Linked DNA regions of Mus musculus: region 2 is linked to region 1. A link is a loop called in an ENCODE intact Hi-C map of the cell type or tissue named here. Cell type or tissue: heart. All regions are shown on one strand. Links, peaks and the distances in the headings refer to the core of each region. The heading gives the core; the rest is flanking DNA.

The links. Hi-C counts contacts between places; a loop is a spot of excess contacts. Peaks named below come from ENCODE experiments on the same cell type or tissue, not always from the same donor. Only the 100,000 strongest peaks of a DNase experiment are listed, where the experiment ranks them.
Region 2: it touches region 1 in a loop (1.8-fold over the local background); 2 of 42 quality-filtered maps call a loop at or near these places.

What each region holds. Positions count from the first base shown.
Region 1 is chr17:79,989,617-80,000,468 of GRCm38, reverse strand. No RefSeq gene overlaps it. Among named protein-coding and RNA genes, the nearest start is that of Gm41625, 13 kb to the right of the region's middle. In heart, for the core only: a CTCF peak has its summit at 4,551; a DNase peak (open chromatin) is centred at 5,148.
Region 2 is chr17:79,914,326-79,925,177 of GRCm38, reverse strand. The region is part of intron 2 of Gm41625 (a long non-coding RNA gene); the gene reads left to right. Among named protein-coding and RNA genes, the nearest start is that of Atl2, 24 kb to the right of the region's middle. In heart, for the core only: no CTCF peak of the experiment used is centred there; a DNase peak (open chromatin) is centred at 4,997; H3K27ac peaks cover 41 bases.

The DNA.
Region 1 (10,852 bases), core at 3,266-5,765:
CTGGAGAAAGCCTGGAAGCGGGTGGCCATGATACTCAGTTTTGGATATGCTAGGCGTGCGGTGTTCGTGAGGGTTCCAGGAGAAGCTCACAGAATGAGCGATGGAGGCAGGAAGGCCGTCACTGCGTGGAGTCTGATATCTGAGAGAGCACCAGGATGTTCTTCAGATGCAGGAAACACACCTCAGTAAACTCAGTTTTGCTCTGTAACCGTTGCTACCCTTGCGAGTGTTCTGTGCTCTCCAGGGCCACTTTCAAAACTCCCTCTGTGTACCTGAGTTCACTTCCCAACTCCAGACTGCCCGTCTTCTCCACTAGAGCCCTTGTTTCCCTGAAAGGCCGTCTACAGTTTTGCAGTGTCCCTGGGCCCTGGTTCACCCCCCAGCTCCTTGTTGACAGAGTCTTATTATGTAGCACTGGTCTATAGAACTCACCATGTAGAGCAGGCTAGTCCGGAACTCACCGAGATTCCCCTGCCCCTGCTGTCAAGTGTTGGGACTAAAGCTGGGTACCGCTCCGGGATCTCACTCTTTCTTCAAGCAAAGTAGACCAGTGTTTGCTTCAGGCAGCTACGCTTCAGGTGTTTGCCATCTAAACTAGGTCAGCGTCCCACACATCACCTCCGAGGACTCACAGGGGCCTCCACACTGGTTGACGCTCTGGGCCACGTCCCCAGGGCTCCCTTCTCTCCCGCTGGTCCTGTCCCCTGGTCCTGACCTACCTTGCACCTCAAGCTTTGTTGTTGGTGTCGTGGGCAGGAAGGCTTTGTTTCGCTATTGGGATCTGAGCTTCATTTGACCGTGTCAGAACCGGAGAGTTCCAGCCCCACTCCCTAGCTTTTGCACACATCCATCTGGAGGGAACCACTGGGTTTGTCTGACTCTGTACTCAAAGCAATTCTGCAGGGTTTTTTTTTTTTTTTTTTTTTTTTTTTTGTGCACTGGAGGTAATTCTTGTTATGTGAACAGCATGAGTTGAACAGAGCTGCTGACCTACAACACATGTCTGTGATTCTGTCATGGCGGAACAGGGGCCCTGATGGTTTTCATCAGCATATTCTCATCCCTTCGGTCCTGTATGTGGTATTGTTGGACTGATAACTCTGCCGATGTGTCTTCACTCCTACAGTGAGGTGAGCTTGCTTAAGTAGGAAGATGATTTTCTTGTTGGGCTGTGACAGGCAGCTTATTAATTAGCAACAGGTGAAGAGCAGAGAGCAAACCCACGAACTTGGCTTACGTAACTCAGCCTTCTCCTGCAGGGTGAGCTGTCTCACCATGGGCCTCTCTCAAGTGAATCCGCAGGGGTCACAGATCTCCTGGCATCCCTAACAGACATCTGTCCTTGGCCCTCATCTATCTTGTTTGACTGGAGCAGGAAGGAATTGCATCTGTCCTGGAATGCAGTGTTGGCAGGCCTGGAACCAGGCAGAGAGAGTCAGTTAGCTGTGGGAGGGAGGCAAAGTGACCTGATGGTGAAGGACCGTAAAGTCCCATTCCAGTGCTCCCTACAGCCGGATTCCAGTGCTCCCTACAGCTGGAGAGAAGAGTCAGTGCCAAGAAATCTTTTTTTATTAATTAGATATTTTTTTCATTTACATTCCAAATGCTATCCAAAAAGTCCCCTATACCCCCACCCCTGTTCTGTTCCCCAACCCACCCACTCCTGCTTTCTGGCCCTGGCATTCCCCTGTACTGGGGCATATGATCTTCACAAGACCAAGGGCCTCTCCTCCCATTGATGGCCTACTAAGTCATCCTCTGCTACACATGCAGCTAGAGACACGAGCTCTGGGGGGTACTGGTTAGTTCATAGTGTTGTTCCACCTATAGGGTTGCAGATCCCTTCAGCTCCTTGGGTACTTGCTCTAGCTCCTTCATTGGGGGCCCGGGGTTCCATCCAATAGGTGACTGTGAGCATCCACTTCTGTATTTGCCAGGCACTGACATAGCCTCACAAGAGACAGCTATATCAGGGTCCTAGCAGCAAAATCTTGCTGGCATATGCAATAGTGTCTGGGTTTGGTGGTTGTTTATGGATGGATCCCTGGGTGGGGTAGACTCTGGATGGTCATTCCTCTGTCTCAGCTCTGAACTTTGTCTCTGTAACTCCTCCCATGGGTATTTTTTCCCCCATTTTAAGAAGGAATGAAGTATCCACACTTTGGTCTTCCTTATTTTTGAGTTTCATGTGATTTGCAAATTCTATCTTGGGTATTCTAGGTTTCTGGGCTAATATCCATTTATCAGTGAGTGCGTATCATGTGCATTTCTTTTGGAGATATCTTGCAATAATGGAATCCAAAGATGCAAAAGAACCAGGAATCATGTGGGCAGTCTTAGTTACTGCTTACCAGTCACATGTCTTTTTCCCAACTCTTCCCAAGGAAAGACACAGCTGGTGCAGGTCTAAGGAACACTTCTCAGTTGCCTGGCTAATTTAGCTAACTCAGAGGGAGCCCAGTGTCGTCGTCGTCGTCTTCTTCTTCTTCTTCTTCTTCTTCTTCTTCTTCTTCTTCTTCTTCTTCTTCTTCATCCTCTTCCTCTTCCTCTTCCTCTTCCTCTTCCTCTTCCTCTTCCTCCTCTTCCTCTTCCTCTTCCTCTTCCCCTTCCCCTTCTCCTCCTCCTCCTCCTCCTTTGTGTTTTTCTTTTTTCTTTTTTCTTTTCTTCTTTTCTTTCCTTCTTTTCTTTTCTTCCCTCCCTCCTTCCCTCCCTCCCTCTCTCCCTTCCTTCTCTCTCCCTCCCTCCCTCCCTCCCTCCCTCCCTCCCTCCCTCCCTCCCTCTCTCTCTCTCTCTCTCTCTCTCTCTTTCTTTCTTTCTTTCTTTTTCATTTTGCATTTCCCTCAGTTTAAACAAAGACGGCAGATTGAGTTGATCAAATTCTACTCTAGCCTGGCTCTGCACCCTCCTCCCCAAGGTTAAAGGAACACATATGATGATGTGCATAACCCAGGAAGCACTGAACTAGATGACATAAACTTTGTCTATTTCTGCAAAGGATGTTACATCCAAAAGCCACAAAGAGACCATTAAGCAGCGAAAGGGTGTGAGATATTTAAGCCCTTAGGCCACCTTCTTCCAGAACAATCCAGGGTTAGGAGAAACGACCTTTCCAAAGGAAATACCCAGGAATTCATAGCCAGTCACCACTGGTCCCTAAGATGCCTCTCACTACTGAATCTAACCAGTTGGCACACAGCCGAATAAACAGCAGTCTAAGCCCCGAGACTCGGGGATTCGGACTTGAGAAGGCTCAGCTTGCATTGACCCCAATATTGCTGAATTCTTTCCAGGTGGCTCCAGCTTTCTGATCCCCTCTGTGGCCTCCAATGCCGCTTTGAGCATCCTCTCTTCTGAAGCCGATGCTCAAAGCTGGTGTGCTGTTTCTACATGCAAATGGTTGGTTCCTTCTCTTGTGAAGCAGACACGTTTCTCTGTAGAAACCAAGCTGCTGTTTTCATACTGTCTTTTTCTGGATGCAACAACAGGTGATTTTTCTTCACAGGTTCTGCCTCTGCCCTCTACTCTCACTCCAGTCTCTCTCTCTCTCTCTCTCTCTCTCTCTCTCTCTCTCTCTCTCTCTCCACACACACAGGCACTTCGCCATTCTCTCCCACTCGGATATTATAGCATTAAGGTCACACCTCTGGACGACTATCACCTGCCACCTCCCTGCCCCAGCTGGTGGCTGTGGCCTACTTTAGACCATGTCGCAGGGTAAGGATGTTTCCCGTCCCTGGTCTTGAACTCCTGCTGTTTAGCCAGTGATGTTACCTGTCGTCTGTCCTGGGGGGAGGAGGGATGAGATAATGAGAAAAGTGGGATGATGGGATAGCCTTGGTTTAGAAAGTATTCCTTATGGGAATACTCATTTCCTTTCCTTATAAAAATACCCATCAGTGATTTTTAAAAAATCGGTGGGGAGGGTCTGTAGCTATAGCTGATCCTGTATTTATGCTCTTTGATGGTCTTTCCCCACCCCCACCCCCCCTGAGTAGCTCTGGCTGTCCTGGAACTCATTTTGTAGACCAGGCTAGCCCTGAACTCACAGAGATCCACCTGCCTCCGCTGGATTTAAAGGCATGTGCCACTACACACAGTCTTTTGCTTTATTCTGATTTTTGTTGTTGTTTGTTTGTTTGTTTCTTTATGGGGCATATGAGTCTGGAGCTGTGGCCCAAACTGACCTTGAAGTTACAGCAGTCCTCCTGCTTCTGGCTCCTGAGTGCTGGGATTACAGTTATGAGCCTCCTCTCCAGGTTGTCTTTAAAGGTTTGGACTATAATCACTACAGCCAAGGATCAGAGAAGAAAGGTAACCTTGGCTGCTCCCAAGACAGAACCTTGTGTGTGTCTTAGCTGGCTATGGTAATTTGACAGTGTCTAAATATTGTCTGAAGAGTGGAGCAAGTCCAGATCCTGTGATGTCACAGACCTTGACTGAGTTTCGAGATGGGATTCTCGGTAATAGTAGCTTATCTTGCAGAACATCTTGAATTAAAAAAAAAAAAGTTCTGATATTGGGCACAGTGGCAGACACATGTAATGGCCACACTGGGGAGCCAGAAGCAGGAAGATCAGGAGTTTGAGGCCAGCTTGGGCTCCATGGAATCCTGTCTTAAAAACCACCATCATCGATACCACTACCATCACCCAAAAGCAAACTTAGAATTCTGAGATTAGACAAGAGAAAGCCTGTAAAAGTATTTTGACCACTACAGAGAGAAGCTGTCATGCCTGGTCCACTGGAGTGCTTACAGCCACTCCACAGGGTCTGGGTGACCCAGGTGACTTGGTGCAAATGTCCCGAGAACCTTTTCCTGGCTCTCTGGGGCTGCCCATGGCATCTGGGTTAGACTCAGGCCAGATGATGTCAGCTCTTACCTAAGACTTACTCATGGAGCAACTCTGGAGGCTGGGGTAACAGAGCCCAAGGTTTGACTTGGGAACTGATTCAAGGACAAAGGCCTCTGTGCCATCTGAAAAAATCCTGGGAACCAGTCCCTGTTGCATGACATTCACAGCTCACATCTGGTGTTAGGAAATCTACACTTCTGAGCCAAGGATGGTACCCTGGCTGGACACGAGGGTGTCATTGACAAGATGCTCTGTGAAAGTGTGGCAATCCAGCCAGCAGCTGACAACACACAGAAGAGACACTAAGGGACTAATGGACACCTGATGCCACTCTCTTGTCCTAGAGGGGACCCCACCCCCATGGGGCCAACCGTAGGGTCATCTCAGGTCAGGTTGAATTAAAATCATGCAGAAGCAACTGGGTGGAGAGATGGCAAAGAGAAGCCTCTTGGCCCAGCATTTTGCCAAGCAGGCTGGTCAGACCAGGCCAGGCCTTCTGGCTGGGGCTGGAGCTCACTTGCTCACATGGCTCTTCTCCAAAGCAGGGAGAGGCCAGTGGAGGCTGGGTGCGGTGCATGCCTCTCCAGGGCCCACCAATGAGGTTAATCTCAACTGCCCCCAGCAATCAGCTTTACCAACAAGAGTAGGTTTGTAGTGTTCACATAAAACTCTCTTTTAAAAGTACTCACTTCAAGCCAGGTAGTGGTGGCACTACCTGGTGGCACTCAGGACGTAGAGGCAGGTGAATCAGGTGAGTTTGAGGCTAGCATGGTCTATAGAGTGAGTTCCAGGACAGCTAGGACTACCTAGTGAGACACATTGATATGCTTATTGACATTGCTAGTATTTCAGTTTTGCTTATGCCCTAGTTCTAGGAGAGACTATTTCCGGAGACTTCCTGGTATTCTGGCAGACTTTCTGGCTCCTCTTCCCTGAGCCAGAGACTCAGGATCTATGATGTAGACTAATGGGAGGTGGGGTCCCCAGGATCTGTTGATCTCTGCATCATAGATCCTGAGTATCAATGTGGAAGGGGGAAACTTTTTTGAGCCCTGGTCCTAGACAAAGAACTGTAGCCAACTAATGACTGCAGGGAGAAGAATTAGTGTCTCTCAGAGATGAGCCTCCTTATTGGTTGTCCAGTGTAGAGTGGTCAGCCTCAAAACCATATAGACATCATCAATAAAGATGGACTCAGAAGGCTGTATTTGTGTATGTTTGTGTGCATACACACAACTGCATTCTCATGTGGATGTGTGTGTGTGAGTGTGTGTAATAAAGAATTGAAGGCTATCAACTTGAGGGTGGGTGGCATGGGAGGGGTTGGGGAGAGAAAATGGGGATGGAAAGAGACGTAAATCTATTTCAATTAAACGCACACGCACGCACGAGCGCGCGCACACACACACACACACACACACACACACTTAAAAGTGCCGACTTTGTTTCAGATTCAAGGAATATATTTCTATGTTTCCAAACCAGGGAAATGAAAGCCAAAGTTCTTTGAAGACGTCTAAAGCAAATGACAATCCTTCAGCGTTTCCCATAGGGGCTATTAGGCCCTAGGCAGCTTCTGGACGTATCTTTTCTATTCTGCATGCGGTGTGCTTGTGCTTCCAAGTAGATGTGGTGTACTGGGTTTAGGGGAGGCTTCTGGGATAGCACAATCCAATGGATGTGGAACAGGATTCTAGGATGGTCCCTTTTCACCGCCCCGTGGAGGTGGTGAAGGTAAGGAGAGCTCGGAGGCTCGTGGAAAGTGAGAACATGTGTGATTTCTCAGTCTGCTGGGCTGAATAGAAGGCCCAGCACCAGCCATGCATGCTGGAGATGGGAACTGGACCCACCAAGATTCCTTTCGAGAATGCTGAGGGCCACAACGTGTTCCTTCACACCCAGGTGCAAAGGCAGACTCTGGGAGCACACACACATACTCACACACACACATGCGGGGTGGCCAGGGTGATGTTTCAGTCACAGTACTGACATCTGTTGAGTATTTACTATGCCCTAGGCACTGTTTCAGCACTAACTTAGTTATCCTGAAGTAGATGCTGTTAATACCCTCATCTTACAGGTAAGAAAATAGAGGCCTCGCCAAGGCTAAGAAATTTGTAACAAAGGCATCCTTGCAGAACCCAAATCTAATCAGTTTTCCAGGCGGGACTGTTTGCTTTTGAATTCTTTTGTCTTCATACTCCTCACGGTATGTCTGGGTTCTCAGGTCAATCATTGGCCTAGCACATTGTATACTCTTACATCCACATACATCAGTCTGTAGGATTTCTTTCTAAAATGGTCCTAGGTAGTAGATACATTGTATAGCATCAACTCCAGGATGGACCTCACACATCTTTTTTCTAGGTCACATGGCTAGTTGGTAAGGAAGTACTTAGGGTTCCCGATGTAGAATAAATGTTTCTTCCGTTGAGTCACGGGGATTCAATTCCATGTGATGTGTGGGAACTGGAGCAACAGTAAGAACCAACACTCAAATTACCGCCTCGGAGACTTAAGGCTCAGGATTACTCACCTTGAACTGCTAAGAAACAGAATGGAGCAATCCTATCTCAGTGCTTTGGGGTTGTAAGGGCGGATCAGGCCTGGGTCCCCACACTTGATAGGTATTAGCTATAAAGACACATGGGAAAATGAAGACACAGTGACACAGCTATGCTTGGTCCTAGAGCTCCTAAAGTTGGCTCATGGGAGTGCCCTGAAGAAATGGGACAGTGGTAGCCCTTCCTGAGAATGTCCTGTCTTCCTGGACTGCTCTGTTTTGGTGTTTATTTGTTTGTTTGTTTGTTTTGTTTCTGTTTTTATAAGAACCTTACATTCTTTTTTTTTGGACACAAAAGGGTGTCAGAGTCTAAACATCTTCAATAAGTGGGAGCCTTCTTTAGAAAGAGTAGCTATAGCCATCTTCCTGGTGGCTAGCTTTTCTTGGCCTGGCATATGGATTGTTTTGGGGCCAGGGGTCGTCTCTGTTTTGGGAGGTCCTGATCAGGGGTACAGGAAGATTGCATTCGATATGAAGGACATTAGCCAATGGAATGTGGCTCAGAGTCTCCTGGCTACTTTTCTCATTCCTTTGAGAAAATAATAAGAGGAATTTAAGGAAGGAAGGGCTTAAGGGAGCATGGTCCGTCATGGTGGAGAAAGCATGGTAGAGGGGACATGGTTTAGTCACATGACTTCAAGGGTCAGGAAGGAGAGAGAGATGGTGCCAGCTTGCTTCCCCTTCCCCTAAGCCTGGGATCTGAACACATGTATGTCTGTGTTCAAGGTGAAACAACCACATGGTGGCTCACAACCATCCGTAACAAGATCTGGCACCCTCTTCTGGAGTGTCTGAAGACAGCTACAGTGTACTTACATATAATAAATAAATAAATCTTAGAAAAAAAGAAAGGAAAAGAAAATGCTGACTAAGCCAGTACATGACTTTAATCCCAGCACCCGGGAGGCAGAAGCAGGTAGATCTCTGTGAGTTAGAGGCCAGCCTGGGTCTACAGAGTGAGGATAGCCAGAACAGGCAGGGATATACAGACAAACGCCCTTGTCTTGGAAAACTAAAACAAAGAGAGAGAGAGAGAGAGAGAGAGAGAGAGAGAGAGAGAGAGAGAGAGAGAGAGAGGAAGGAAGGAAGGAGGAAGGAAGGAAGGAAGGAAGGAAGGAAGGAAGGAAGGAAAGAAAGAAAGAAAGAAAGAAAGAAAGAAAGAAAGAAAGAAAGAAAGAAAGAGAACATGCTGGCTAAGTTTGGAGAGGAAAGATACTTGCTCTGGCTACTGCTCCACTCTGGCAGAGCTGGAAGCAGAGCTGGCTCCAGACTGTAGGGCCAGGACATGCCTACCATCCCAGCAGATGTCAAGATATGACGCAATGTCATCCCCAGAGTTAAGCATGCTTCTTAGGTTAAGAGAAACGGATGCAACATCCATTAGCAGCCCTACTGGGTGCTTTCTAAGTGCTGCCCAGGACTTCCCCCCCCCCCCCCCCCAAGAAATGAGGTTTTCTTGGCCATCGATTATTTCATATATCTCCATATCTTCTTTCCTCTGCTTATCATGAACTCTGAAGTGCTTCTCCAATGCATTCTCAGTGCAGAGAGTGTCAGAAGCATGAGGAAACCCCAAACCACAGAGCCAAGAATCTGTTTGCAAAAGGAAGCCACATGGGAATCATAAAGCAGGCTTCAGCGCCCATGTGTCCGCTGCCACCCAATGCCAGCCCTGCTTCTTGGCACTGCCTGCAGGTCTGGCCGAGGCAGGATTCAGTCAGAGGGCACCCCAGAACCTGTGAGGCATGAAAACACCAAGTAAACAGCCGGAGGAATGCCTCCGATTGAATTTCAGCTCGCGGCTTGGGAAAATCTGTCCTAGGCTGTGGCTGGGAAAGGCGATGTGGGTGGGGAAGGCTACGATTACTGTGTCCTTCTGATCAAAGGTGCTGGATTGGTCCAGGGGACAGCCATTATTGGAATGTTTAATAGGGAGCCTGCAGGTACTTGGGGAAAGGGGAGACTGAGGAGAGAAGAAAATCACTTCCCCACTCCTCTGTATCTCCTAGTCTACACTCAGCTTTAAACTGGGATTCTGCCTGCATTTGCCTTCAAGGGAAGACTGTACGGTTAAAACTCTTTTTTCTTGGGGGCAGGGAGCACTGATCTAAAGAGGAGACATGGAGTGGGAGTGAGCAAGCTTGCCATCTTCCACAGGATCTTTATTAAGGTGGCTCATGCCAAGAGCCAGGCCTCCATTATTCTGCCACACCAAATCCTACCACTCCTGAGACGGAGGAGGGTTCAAGGACCTCCTCAGTTACATAGTAAGTTTGAGGCCAACGTGAGACCCTGTCTCAAAAATAAAATCAAGGAATTGTTATCACACACTGACAAGGAAGAAGCAGGATTGTGTGGTAAAGAAGGTGAGGAAGAATTCTAAGATCATAAACACTCTGAGAATTACTCTGGCAATTAACGTCATTCGGTAGTCAAGCAAGCTTCTTAGCGTTGGTAGCAAGGGATGTGGAGAGTGTGAGGTAGTTCCTGCTGGCTCTGATTAGGCAAAGTAGGCTAATTGGAATGCAGTGAGAACCCAGAAAAGACACAGCTATCCACCTGACTCCACATGAGGCTCCACCAGCCAATGAGAAGCTTACCACAGTGACACGCCCTGCGGGAAAGGTCAAAACTGCCCCCAGAAAGACTTGGAGATGGCAGGCCTGTGAGGGGTGTGCTCTGATAGTCAGTGGAGGACTGACAAGTCTCCAAAACCAGAGGGCTGACACCTTTGCTGACTTCTGAATTCCTGAACACCAGCTCGCTCTCCAGATTCCATGACGGGTATCATACGCCACCTCCCCCGGTGTTCTCTGCTCCCCCTTGCTGTTCTGCACACTTAGCTATTAAAGGAAAGATGACTTTTAAAGCCGGCCTTCCCTAGGTAGTAGGTGTGCAGGTGGGGGGAATTGACTGATCTGGGAGTAATGACGACAAAGGAGGAGATGAAGCCAAACAGGGGAAAAAATAAGATTATTAAAAGGTTGTAGATTTTTGGAGCAAACCCATCTCCCCAACAGTAGAGGCCATGGAAGAAAAAAAGAAGGCCTAACTTTTCCATTAAGATTCTTGTGAGTCTATGGATTTCAGCCCAAGGGAATGATAGTGTAGTAATTCAACTCTCTTGTCCCCACGACTAAAAATAAGGATGACTAAAGAACAGACAGCGGGCCTTGCTCCTGAACTTACCAAGTGAGTAAGTCAAGCAAGTGGAGAAGGAATTGTCTTTAGAAATATTTTAAATATCTTCCACCTATCGTTAAGGAAGGAAAGAGCCCAGTGGAGTTTCTTCTCAGGCTGATAGCTTGCTGGGTGGGACAGAGAAAGGACTGGACCTGTCTCCTAAGCTATCTGCCTTCCTCTGGCCGTTGGGCTGGTGGCAGTCTGCAGTTCCTCTAAGGTCTCCCACGCTGGATCTCCAGATGCTTCTGTTCTA
Region 2 (10,852 bases), core at 3,543-6,042, 76 kb after region 1:
AGAATTTGCAATGATCGTCACTAGATCTTCGCCTCTTGCCACATGGAACCAGCATACCTGACCTACTTCTCCAAATTATGTACATAATTTATGTGGGAGAAGTGTTTGTTGGATACATGAGTGAGCGAATGGATGAAATACCTTTTTTTTCAGTCTACACTACAGCTTTATAAATATGAAAATATAATTACTGCACTGGGCTGGCTTTCCTATGGACAGCCCCCCTCCCCCAATTGCCTCTTATATTTTTTAAGACTCACCTGGACTTGTCAAGGTCCCTTCCTGCTGACATGACTGTTAAACTGTGGTCTTTACTTACATATGTTTGAAACACTGCTGAAACACATCTCACTGGCGTGCAATACAGGCAATCATCTTGTGGTCACAAGTGTTCTTTTCTGCAAGGAGGCTTCATGAGGTCTTCCTAGTATTTTTTTTCCCCCCATGGAAAAAGTGAAGTACCAGGAGGTTTATAACCTTATCTGTTCCTCATGGGACAAAGGAGTAGCTCACCGCACTGGGCTGGAGTCACACATATCTGAATTTGTCCAGGGACTCCACTGCTTGCTGTCCTGCTCTTGGGGAAATTACTTTTCTGTATTTTAGATCCAGCATTACTTTTTAAAAAGACTTCATTATATTGTTTTTTTTTTTTAAATTATGTGTATGTGTGTGTTTGCATGTGAGTGTGGGACTGTGGAGAATAGAGGTGTTGTGTCCCCTGGAGCTATATTTATAGACAGTTGTGAACCACCTGACATAGGTGCTGAGAACCGGACTCAGGTTCTCTGGGACATCAGCAAGTGCTCTTAACCGCTGAGCCATCTCTTCAGCACCAGACTCAGTGCCTCTTAACTGGGTGTAATTACAAAAGTTGTTATGAAGATAAAATGAAATCGTATAGGTATTATCTCTGACATGTTTCCTATCCACACATAGTCGATGACATATGACAACTGTGATTATTCTTCACGGTAGCTGATTGGAGTGATGCGGGAGTAATTTTAGATAGAGGCCAGATTCACAGGTAGACAGCATCATAAATACACTGAATATAGTGTCTCTCAGGGCTTTGGATTAAAAAAAAAATCAAAATATAGTCTACATTCCTAAAGCAGTGTTTCAGGCACTGGAGAGATGGAATCACTGGAGTGATCACAACTATAGCATTCTTCCAGAGGATAAGGGGTTGGTTCCCAGTACCTCCATGGTAACTCACAGTTGTCTGTTACTCCATTCTCAAGAGATCCCACGCCTTTTCTGGCTTCTGTAGGCATCAGGCATGGATGTGGTACACAGACATATATGAAGACAAAACACTCATACACAAACAAAACAAAAAAACAAAACAAAACAAAACCCAACAAAACACAAAATAAATGAGTAGAAATTTAAAAAAAAATTTAAGCAATTATAGGATCACTTAAGACAATGTGATAATATTCTTTGAGACTTCCAAGGACTCATTATGGTATAATCTGTCTAGACAAAGCAAGTTTGGGTTAATTTAGGATAAAATGTAAGGTAATACACACCCTGTATTTTTGTTGTTGTTGTTGTTGCTCCTATGAGTTATGGAATAGCTCACAAAACCCTTCTAACATAAATCTAGAAGCCCGAAAAGCCAGGCACAGCACAGTGTTGACACCACTACAGAGCCATTGGAGGAAAAGAGATGGTTCACAGTGAGGGACTGCAGAGACTCGTTTCCTGGAATCAATTTCCTCCTTGTCCTTTATGTATGAGCATTTAGGTAAAGAACACGGCAGAGTGCATTCAGAGGGATCTAGAACTGGCGCCCCGACCACTGGCTTCCAACATATTGACTAGAAGGGATGCCTCTGAGCTGCACATGGAAGAGAGGCAGTTTTAGCTCCAAAAGTCCTGGCTTCCAGGGTCCCTGAGTTCAGTCAGCTGAGAACAGCTAGCTCTTGGCTGGATCTGTTTGATGTCAGAGGGCTTGCTGTGTCCAGCTCATTGGTCCTGTAAAGGCAGCGGAAGGAAAGGGTGGGAAGGTTGGAGACTGCTCTACATATGCCACTACCTGCTTTCATCATCTTGCATGAAGAGAAATTATAATCAATATGTTACTTCTTCACAACAAACTAGCCCTCCTTGGTTTTTCCGCAGTAAAGACTGTTTCTTTTAAAGACCATCCAACTTCTAAGGGGGTGTCTCTGTCGCTTACCAGTCTGTTTATAGAGCTGCTCTCTACTCTGCTGGGAGAAAGCTCTCCTGAGTTCAGAAACATGGAGATGACTGGAGAATTGTGTACACTCATAGGCTAACAGTAAGAAGGGTAGACGCTGGGGAGATTGGGAGTTCAAATCCTGGGATTTGGGGATTTTATTGATTCTGAATATCATTTTTATCACCCGTGTTTTACATTTAAGATCAATCCACTACACACACACACACACACACACACACACACACACACACAAATGTTCTCTACCCCCAACTCCCAGAGCCTGAGTAGTAACCAAAGAGGGAGCTGTCTCTTTGAAACTGTTTCAGCTTTCTTTTCTACCTCCTCCTCTTCTTGCCCCCTCTACTTTGCAGGCCTGTGGTTGACAAACAATTGCACATTATACTTACGGAAGTACAACGAAAGACCTTAACGACTAACCCCAAAGCTGCTTGCAAGGCACTCTAAGACAACAGCATGTGTGTTGATTAGATTTTTGTCCCTGTGTGTGATATCACTAACATTACCAAGAGGAACAGGGGGAAAATAGATTTTTTTTCTCCTTTTCTCAAAAGAACTGAAAAATACTGAATATGAGTTAGAAGGCTTGGTCTATCTGTGCTAATTGTTTAACAGAGGTCAAGAACTAAGCCTCATCTATGCCGGTGCCTAGCAAACACAGAAGTGGATGCTCACAGTAAGCTATTGGATGGAACACAGGCCCCCAATGGAGGAGCTAGAGAAAGCACCCAAGGAGCTAAAGGGGTCTGCAAACCTATAGGTGGAACAACATTATGAACTAACCAGTACCCCTGGAGCTCTTGACTCTAGCTGCATATGTAGCAGAAGATGGCCTAGTTGGCCATCATTGGGAAGAGAGGCCCCTTGGTCTTACAAATTCTATATGCCTCAGTACAGGGGAACGCCAGGGTCAAGAAGTGGGAGTGGGTGGGTAGGGGAGTTGGTGGGGGAGGGTATGGGGGACTTTTGGGATAGCATTTGAAATGTAAATAAAGAAAATACCTAATTAAATAAATAAAAAAAGAGCTAAGCTTCACAAGAAGAATGAAAGGGACAACAAGTTTTACCCTCTGGAGTGGTGTGTTTATGCTTGGCCCAGGGAATGGCATTATTAGGAGGTGTGGTCTTGGTGGAGGAAGTGTGTTACTGTGGGGGTGGGCTTTAAGTCCCTCATTCTAACTGCCTGGAAGTCAGTCTACTTCTAGCATCCTTTAGATGAAGATGTAGAATTCTCAGTTCTTCCTGCACCATGCCTGCCTGGACACTGCTATGCTCCTGCCTTGATGATAATGGACTGAATCTCTGAACCTGTAGGCCAGCCCCAATTAAATGTTGTCCGTATAAGACTTGCCTTGGTCATGGTGTCTATTCACAGTAGTAAAACCCTAACTAAGATGCCCTCTAACCTCAAGAGTGGGTAAATGTAAGGATTAGCACATTACATCCAATTTTACATCACAAACTTGCATCCAATATTACATCCAATCATATTAGAGATTATTAAGTTGGAAGAAAAAAATAAAGTAGAAACACTGGGATTTAGGGTAAGATACTTGGCTGTGGTCTCTATGCAATGCTAGTCTTTCCTCTTCCTTCATCTCCATTTCTAACACTATTTGGACTGAAATAGGTCACGTAGTCAAAATGTCCAAACAGAACGATTCTCCTCTCAGAAATTCTTGGATAGTAATAGAAGTAGTTGGAACTAGGTTTTACCGAGTGTGTGTGGTGAGCAGGCACAATATTAACTGCTTTATCAATTTTTACATCACACATTTCTCACAATAAACATCTGTGATAGCAAGGAAAGGCAAGGTAAGGAAATTGGGCTTCAGATATTGTCACTCAGCTAACAAAATACAATTCTTCCTGCTTTTCTAAAGTCTTTCAGTTATTTATTTATCTACCTATTTATTATTTGAGATGACAAATGCCCAAGAAAAATTAACATAAGGAAGAAAGGGCTCCCTTTGAGTTTTCAGCTATGGCTGTCTGGCTTTGTTGTTTCTGGATAGAAACAGGGAAGGAAGGGCTTGTTGAAAGAAAAGCTGCTTATCTTACAGTCTCCAGGAAGCAAAGAGAACAGTAAGGCGCCTGGACCAGGGAAGAGCAGTAAGGGGCCTGGACCAAGTGTATGTTCAGTGCAGGCCCCCAAAAGGTTTACTTTCTCCAACTATGTCTCTCTTCCATATTCTACAACCTTCCAGTTGTCTATCCTCATGAGTACTGGGATTACAGGTGAGCACCGCTATACCTGGCTAGCATTAGACATTTATACATACACAGGCTGGCTCACATACACTCACACTCTGTGCTTTCTCTCTGACTCATTACTCACCCGTGAAGGCACTAGACTGAAAAGACCACTCTATTTGGAGAGAACCCAGAGGAATGAAAAAGGTCTTGTTCTCCTAAAATGAAAAGCAACCCAGCAACAGCCACCCAGTTTGATGCTGGAGCTCTTTATTTCAATCCAAGTTTAAGACAGGATGGCCTAATAAAGAGAAAGGGTCCATCTAGCCCTGGCCCCACTGCAAGTTCTCCTCCTTGGCAGGTTCTGTTGATGTGGTGGGGAAATTGGGAAAGCCAACACCTCTGCAATTATCAAGTCCACGAGAGTCCTGCAGTTTTCTTTGGAGGAGCGAAATAAATTCCAAACCTATCACTTTATCATTTTTAAAGTCCCCCAAGTCTAGAGCTGGAACAATTGGAAATTCTGGCAGAGCTGTAGGAAAGTAAAAGGTCTCTCCCGAGGCTTTGTTCTGTTCCAGCACGAGCAAGCTAGCGCCAGCTCTGCCTGCTGTCCAGCTCGGGATTGTGTAATGCTAACACCCCGGGTAGCATACCAACCAAGTAAGGAGCCTGCCTCCTCCTTCAACCTGGCTTAGCAGGTCCTGAAAACAAAGAACCACTTCATTGCCCGTTGAACTGACTTGGACCACACTGTGCTGGATTTAAAGCTATGATCTTCTCAGGCGCAGGTAGCCGAGAAGTCACCGTGTATGTTGTTCTTTAAGTAAAGATTTCCTGAGATGTGACTAGGTTTTATGTTTCCTTTCATCTCTGTCAATGGAGAAGACACCGGGGGTTTGGGCAGTGCCGCATGTCCCTGATGAGGATAGCAGCGCAGGCTGTGACTTCAAAGGACGTTATTATAATAAATGTGGTTACATTAGGCAAGAGTGTCTAACTGGGGTGAGAGATAGACCCCAGGAGTAGATTCTGCTCCCCCACAGTGGCCTTGGACGGTGGCCTTGGATGGTGAAAGCTCTGATTTCCCCATTTAGCACTGTCTGGTAGGATTGGCCTCTTCAGAGTTATAATCTAAAGGGGATCAAGAAAATCCTGTCCCCAAATCTTTCTCTTTGAAGACTGCAGAGGACTTTGTGTATCTTATTGAAAGCTGTTGGGTCTTGAGAGTATACTATTCAAATGTATTTCCTTTGTGGAAAAATTTGCTTGGAACACGAGCAGTTCTCTAGTAGGGGCAATGGCTAGCAGAGAGGAAAAAGCTATGGGTGGGTCAAGACTCAGAACGAATGGCAGCTCCCTCTCTGTTTTAACCATGTCATATTATTAAAAATGAAAATCATCAAGGAAGGCGATCATCAAAAAAGGAAAGCAATGTTTAGTTTTACATATGTCCTTTTCTACAAAATATTTGTGTATATGTGTGTGTGCACACGAGTGCGCACCTAAGGAGGCCAGAGGTGTCTGGTGGAGCTGGAGATACAGAGAGCAATGAGTTTTTTGTTTGTTGTTGTTGTTTTTTTTTTATAATTTATTTTTATATCCATTGGTGTTTTGCCTGCCTGTATGTCTGTGTGAGGCTGTCTTCCATCCATAGCTCACTGTCTTGGGCTTTCCCTCTACCTGAGTACCCTGAGGAGGCTTCGTTTTGCGATTGTTTTGGAAGCAGTACCAGGAATGGCCTGGAAGCGAGGAAGAAGGTGTTTAAAGAGAAGGAAATACTTTGTCTCCAGCTTCCTGACTTGCAGAGCCACTGTCAGACAAAATGGAGTATACAGTCTCTCTTGTGCCACCACTGTGAGGACAGAGGCAGGTTGGAGAGAGACAAGAGAGGCTAAAGATAAAACAGAAAGGGGAGGAGACTGTGAGCAAGAAGGGGAGGGGCTAGCTTCGCCAAGTTTGCTGAAGGGGCGGTTCTCAGTCGCCCCTAGCAAAGGCCCCCTGAGTGCTGGGACTTGACTTATCTGCAGGTACACTGGGAGAGGCGAAGTGAACGAGGCACTGGCTATGACCACGGGGACTCGAGTCCTGTCCTGGAGCAACTTTCTCTGACCTTTGAAACTTTTTGTTCAACAACAAGGCCAGGTTGGCCACACGGTCTCAAAGGTTGCTTCCAGCTGGAACAGTCCTTACGTTGTGAAATGGTGATGATCTTGAGAGCCCTGTGATGTCACCACCAGCACAGAGCCACACCTCACCCAGAGGACAGCCTATTGACCCAGGGGAATGGCTGGCTTAGGAGGCCTCTGTCAGCCTCATTTCTGATGCTCCCGACTCTAGGTTTCACTGCTTGGTAGAAAGCTTATAGGAAGAAATGTCTGGAAACAGCTGATTGGCTCAGGTTTGTCTCCTAACCTTGAGAAAAGAACACTCTTGTCTGGGTCTCAATTATGTAACTCACCTTCCCCGAAACTCCCTGCCTGTTTGACATTCTGCTTTTTAGCTGCCCTGGTTTGTGCCTTTAATTAAGTAGGTGGCCTTGTATTTATGCTAATTGTTTCTGTCTTTTCTCTTTCGGATCCTGACAGGATGATCACGTTGTTTTGTGTAGTCCACACTGGGATCAATGCCACTGTCCAGGGCTGGCAGTGGCCTGTGGCTGCTCTGGGAAAGCTTTTCTTCAGGTTAAAGAAGAGAACTTAAGGGAACTGAACTCCTTAGAACCCAGATCTCCACCCTCCCCCAAGCCCACACTGCTGCATCCATCCTTCAACCTCTTTGTTGAGCATCTCCATGGCTGAGAGTCATTCATTTTCTCTCTGGGCAGTCACCCTCCTCCCAACCCATTTTGTGTCATCCTTCTAAAGATTAGTTGTAATGGTGTCATTGACTTAGCCCCCAGCTTTACAGCGGTGTGAGGATGCTCTAGAAACAGCTTGTGCGAAACCATGGAGCCACAAGAGAATATGTGTGCTGCCAGAATGAGAGCCTGTCAGCGGAGCTCTGCAGAAGGGGTAGTGAGGTCACTGGGGAAGGAAGGGAGAAGGAAGGAGGAGGCTTGAAAGGGGTGGGTTGTGGAAAGGCTGGAGTGAGTTGTGGACCGTCTAGGCTTTGGGTCTTAGTAAGGAAGAGAGAAAGTAAGGTGACCTACAGCAGCCTCCACGTCAGGCTTGCTGGGCCAGATGGGAAGATTTAGAAAACACCCGAGGTGGGCATCTTTATAAACCTCTAGGGTCTGACATGCTACTGGAGTCCTGAGGCCAGAAACCAGCCATATCATTTGAGTACATTAACACAGGGTCAAGTTGATGAGACTTCCAAAGGGGGAAACTACGTATAATTTACCTATGAATGTCAGGTGCCTCCTGGGACTGGACTGTGGACTTCTTTAGCTTCTCAGAAAAGCCACCTCCGAAGCTAGTGTGTGATGTCATCAACATGCTGAAGTTATAGTCTCCCAGGGAGAAAAATCTTACGCTTTTCATTTTCCTCTGCTAAAAACAGGGCTTAGTTCTGTTTTCATTTCCTGTCTATATCCTCTTACGAGGTGAGCCCATTTCCTGACACAGTACGTGGTATCTTTCGGAGTCTCGTCTGTACGCATCTTTCTAACCCAGCTCTCTCTGCTCCAGCCCCACCCCCCAAAGTTCTCTCTGCTCTTCAGGAGGTGAAGGTCCCTTCTGTATCAGTATACTTGCATGCTGCCTTTGCCTAGAGCACTCTTCCCATAGAGCTTCACGCTCACCTCTAGGACACGGGTCAGACTACACATCCTCTCCTCTGTGTGTTCCATGGCATAGCTTCACTCTCCTTCTAGCAGTTTTAACTGCCTGTCTTCTCCTACCAGATGTGGTTTGTAACAACTTGTCCCCTGTGGTTTGCCATCACCCTGGGAATGGCTCACATAGATACCTGCTTGTGATGGAAATGAAGAGTTTCCTGATAACATTTCCCCATGATCATAATATTTTATATGAGTTCTTCTGCATGTGTTAGTTTTCAAACCCAATTTCCTAGGCAAAAATGTAACTTCTACCTCAAAACAACTCAATGAAGCAGGTAAAACAGGGCTTCTCTTTTTCCTGGAAAGGCAAACGAAGGGAGGGTGACTTGCCCAAAGTCTTCAGCTCCTAAATGTTAATGCTTGGTCTTTCTCCATCAGCATCAATTCTCATCACACTCTATTCCCAACGTCTTGTGACTTCCCGTAACTTCCCAGAACTGAGGAATCCATCCTTGTGAGAAACGAGGAAGCCCCTAATAGGGAAGATAAAGTGAATCTGGTGTCCTCAAGACTCTCGATGACAAGCAGCACAGACTTCACCCATAGGTGCAGCAGAGGAGTTGACAGGCTGGTGACTGCTTAGCTGTCACAACGGTCTCCTCACTGCAGACAGACTGCTGCTTTCACACGAACGTGGCGAGGGCTTGGACTTCTGGTGTTAACATCTAACGCCTCAGCTACAGTGCACTGGCCTCACAGTTTACCTCTAAGGCAAATCTATTTGATGAGGAGTGAAAAATGAAAGCCAAGATTATTCTTTTAGAATAGGTGCAATACAAGAAATGTTCTTCTGTTTCTTCCATAAAGAATTTAATTTATATGTGTGGCATACGTGTGCACGCATGTGTCTCTGTGTGTATCGAGACCAGGGAGGTTTGCAGTGGGTGTCTTCCTTTCTCACCTCCACCTTGGGTTTTTTATTGTTTGTTTTGTTTTGCTTTGTTTTGAGACAGGGTTTCTCTGTGTAGCCCTGGCTGTCTTGGAACTCACTCTGTTTGTTTGGTTTTTTTTTTTGTTTTGTTTTTCGAGACAGGGTTTCTCTGTGTAGCCCTGGCTGTCCTGGCACTCACTTTGTAGACCAGGCTGGCCTCGAACTCAGAAATCTGCCTGCCTCTGCCTCCGAAGTGCTGGGACTAAACTCAGAGAGATCCATCTGCCTCGGTCTCCCAAGTTCTGGGATTAAAGGCATGCACCACCACTGCCCGACTACACCTTGTGTTTTTTTGTGTGACAGGGTCTCTCTCATTGAAACTAGAGCTCACCATTTTGTCTATTCTGTTTGGCTAGCAAGGTTCAGAGGGCCCCTGGAAGCACTTTTATTTCCTGGGCATTTCCCAGGTCCACAAGTAATGCTTTTCTAAACTCACCGAGAGCAGTGGCTCTCAAACATCCTAATTCCCCCAACCCTTTAATTCAGTTCCTCATGTTGTAGTGAACTGCTTCCCCCCATAAAATGATTTTCATTGCTGCTGTTATGCATCATAATGTAAACATCTGTGTTTTTCCAATGGTATTAGATGGCCCCTGTGAAGGGGTCATTTGATTTCCAAAGCTGTGACCCACAGGTTGAGAACCACTGACCTAGCAGCTCTGGAGAGATGGCTCAGTGGTTAAGAGAACTTGTTGTTCTTGCAGAGGATCTGTGCCTGACTCCAGCATCTACACGATAGTTCACAACTCTCCATAATTCTAGTTCCAGGGGCTCTAATATTCTTGTCTTACCTTTGTGGGCACCAAGCTGTTGTTATGTTCCACCTACATCTATGTAGCCAAAACACATATTAAGTTTTTTTTTTTTTTTTTTTTTTTTTTTTTCCGAGACAGGGTTTCTCTGTGTAGCCTTGGCTGTCCTGGAACTCACTCTGTAGACCAGGCTGGCCTCGAACTCAGAAATTCACCTGCCTCTGCCTCCCAAGTGCTGGGATTAAAGGCGTGCACCACCACGCCTGCACTCACATATTAAATAAGACGAATAGGTCTAATAAAATTTACAATAAAAATGAAACTACCCAGAGAATCAGTGTCAGAAAAAAATGCATCAGAGTTCAGATGTCTTATTCAAAGATCATCAGAAGTCAATTTCTACAACTTCTCTGAGCTTCAACTCTCCAGTAATAATAAAAAATCTTAAAGAATACTGATGTATTTATAATACCTGAATATGACCCTTTTTTGGACTCTTTTTATTGACAAACAACACACATAAAAACCTGTTTGGGGAGGGGCAGAGAAAGATGGTTCAACAGATTAAGTATGCGTGTGCTGAATAAATATGAGTGTGAAAACGCACGCAGACGGTATTTTCGCAGTGTGAACTCACCCCTCTGACCAGCCTGGGCTTGTTACCTTCGTCCCTCTTGGTACCCTGCAGCTTTCACTTTGCTCCAATCTAATGGTAAGCAGTCTGGATCTACTCAATGCACAGGGATTTGCTTTCCTTACGCCCGAGTTTTATATTGAGGAAGCCACCAGAACATGGCTATCGTCTTACCTGGCTTCTTCCCATCGCTTTAGTGAGGCCTCTTCCTATTGTTGCTCATCATTTCAGTTTGTTCATTGTCCCTGCACAGGAGGATACTAATGCTTGAGTATAACGTATTACTTACATCTACTCTTTGTGGTCATTTGGGTTGTTCCCTGTTAGGGGATATTATAAATAGTGCTTTGAT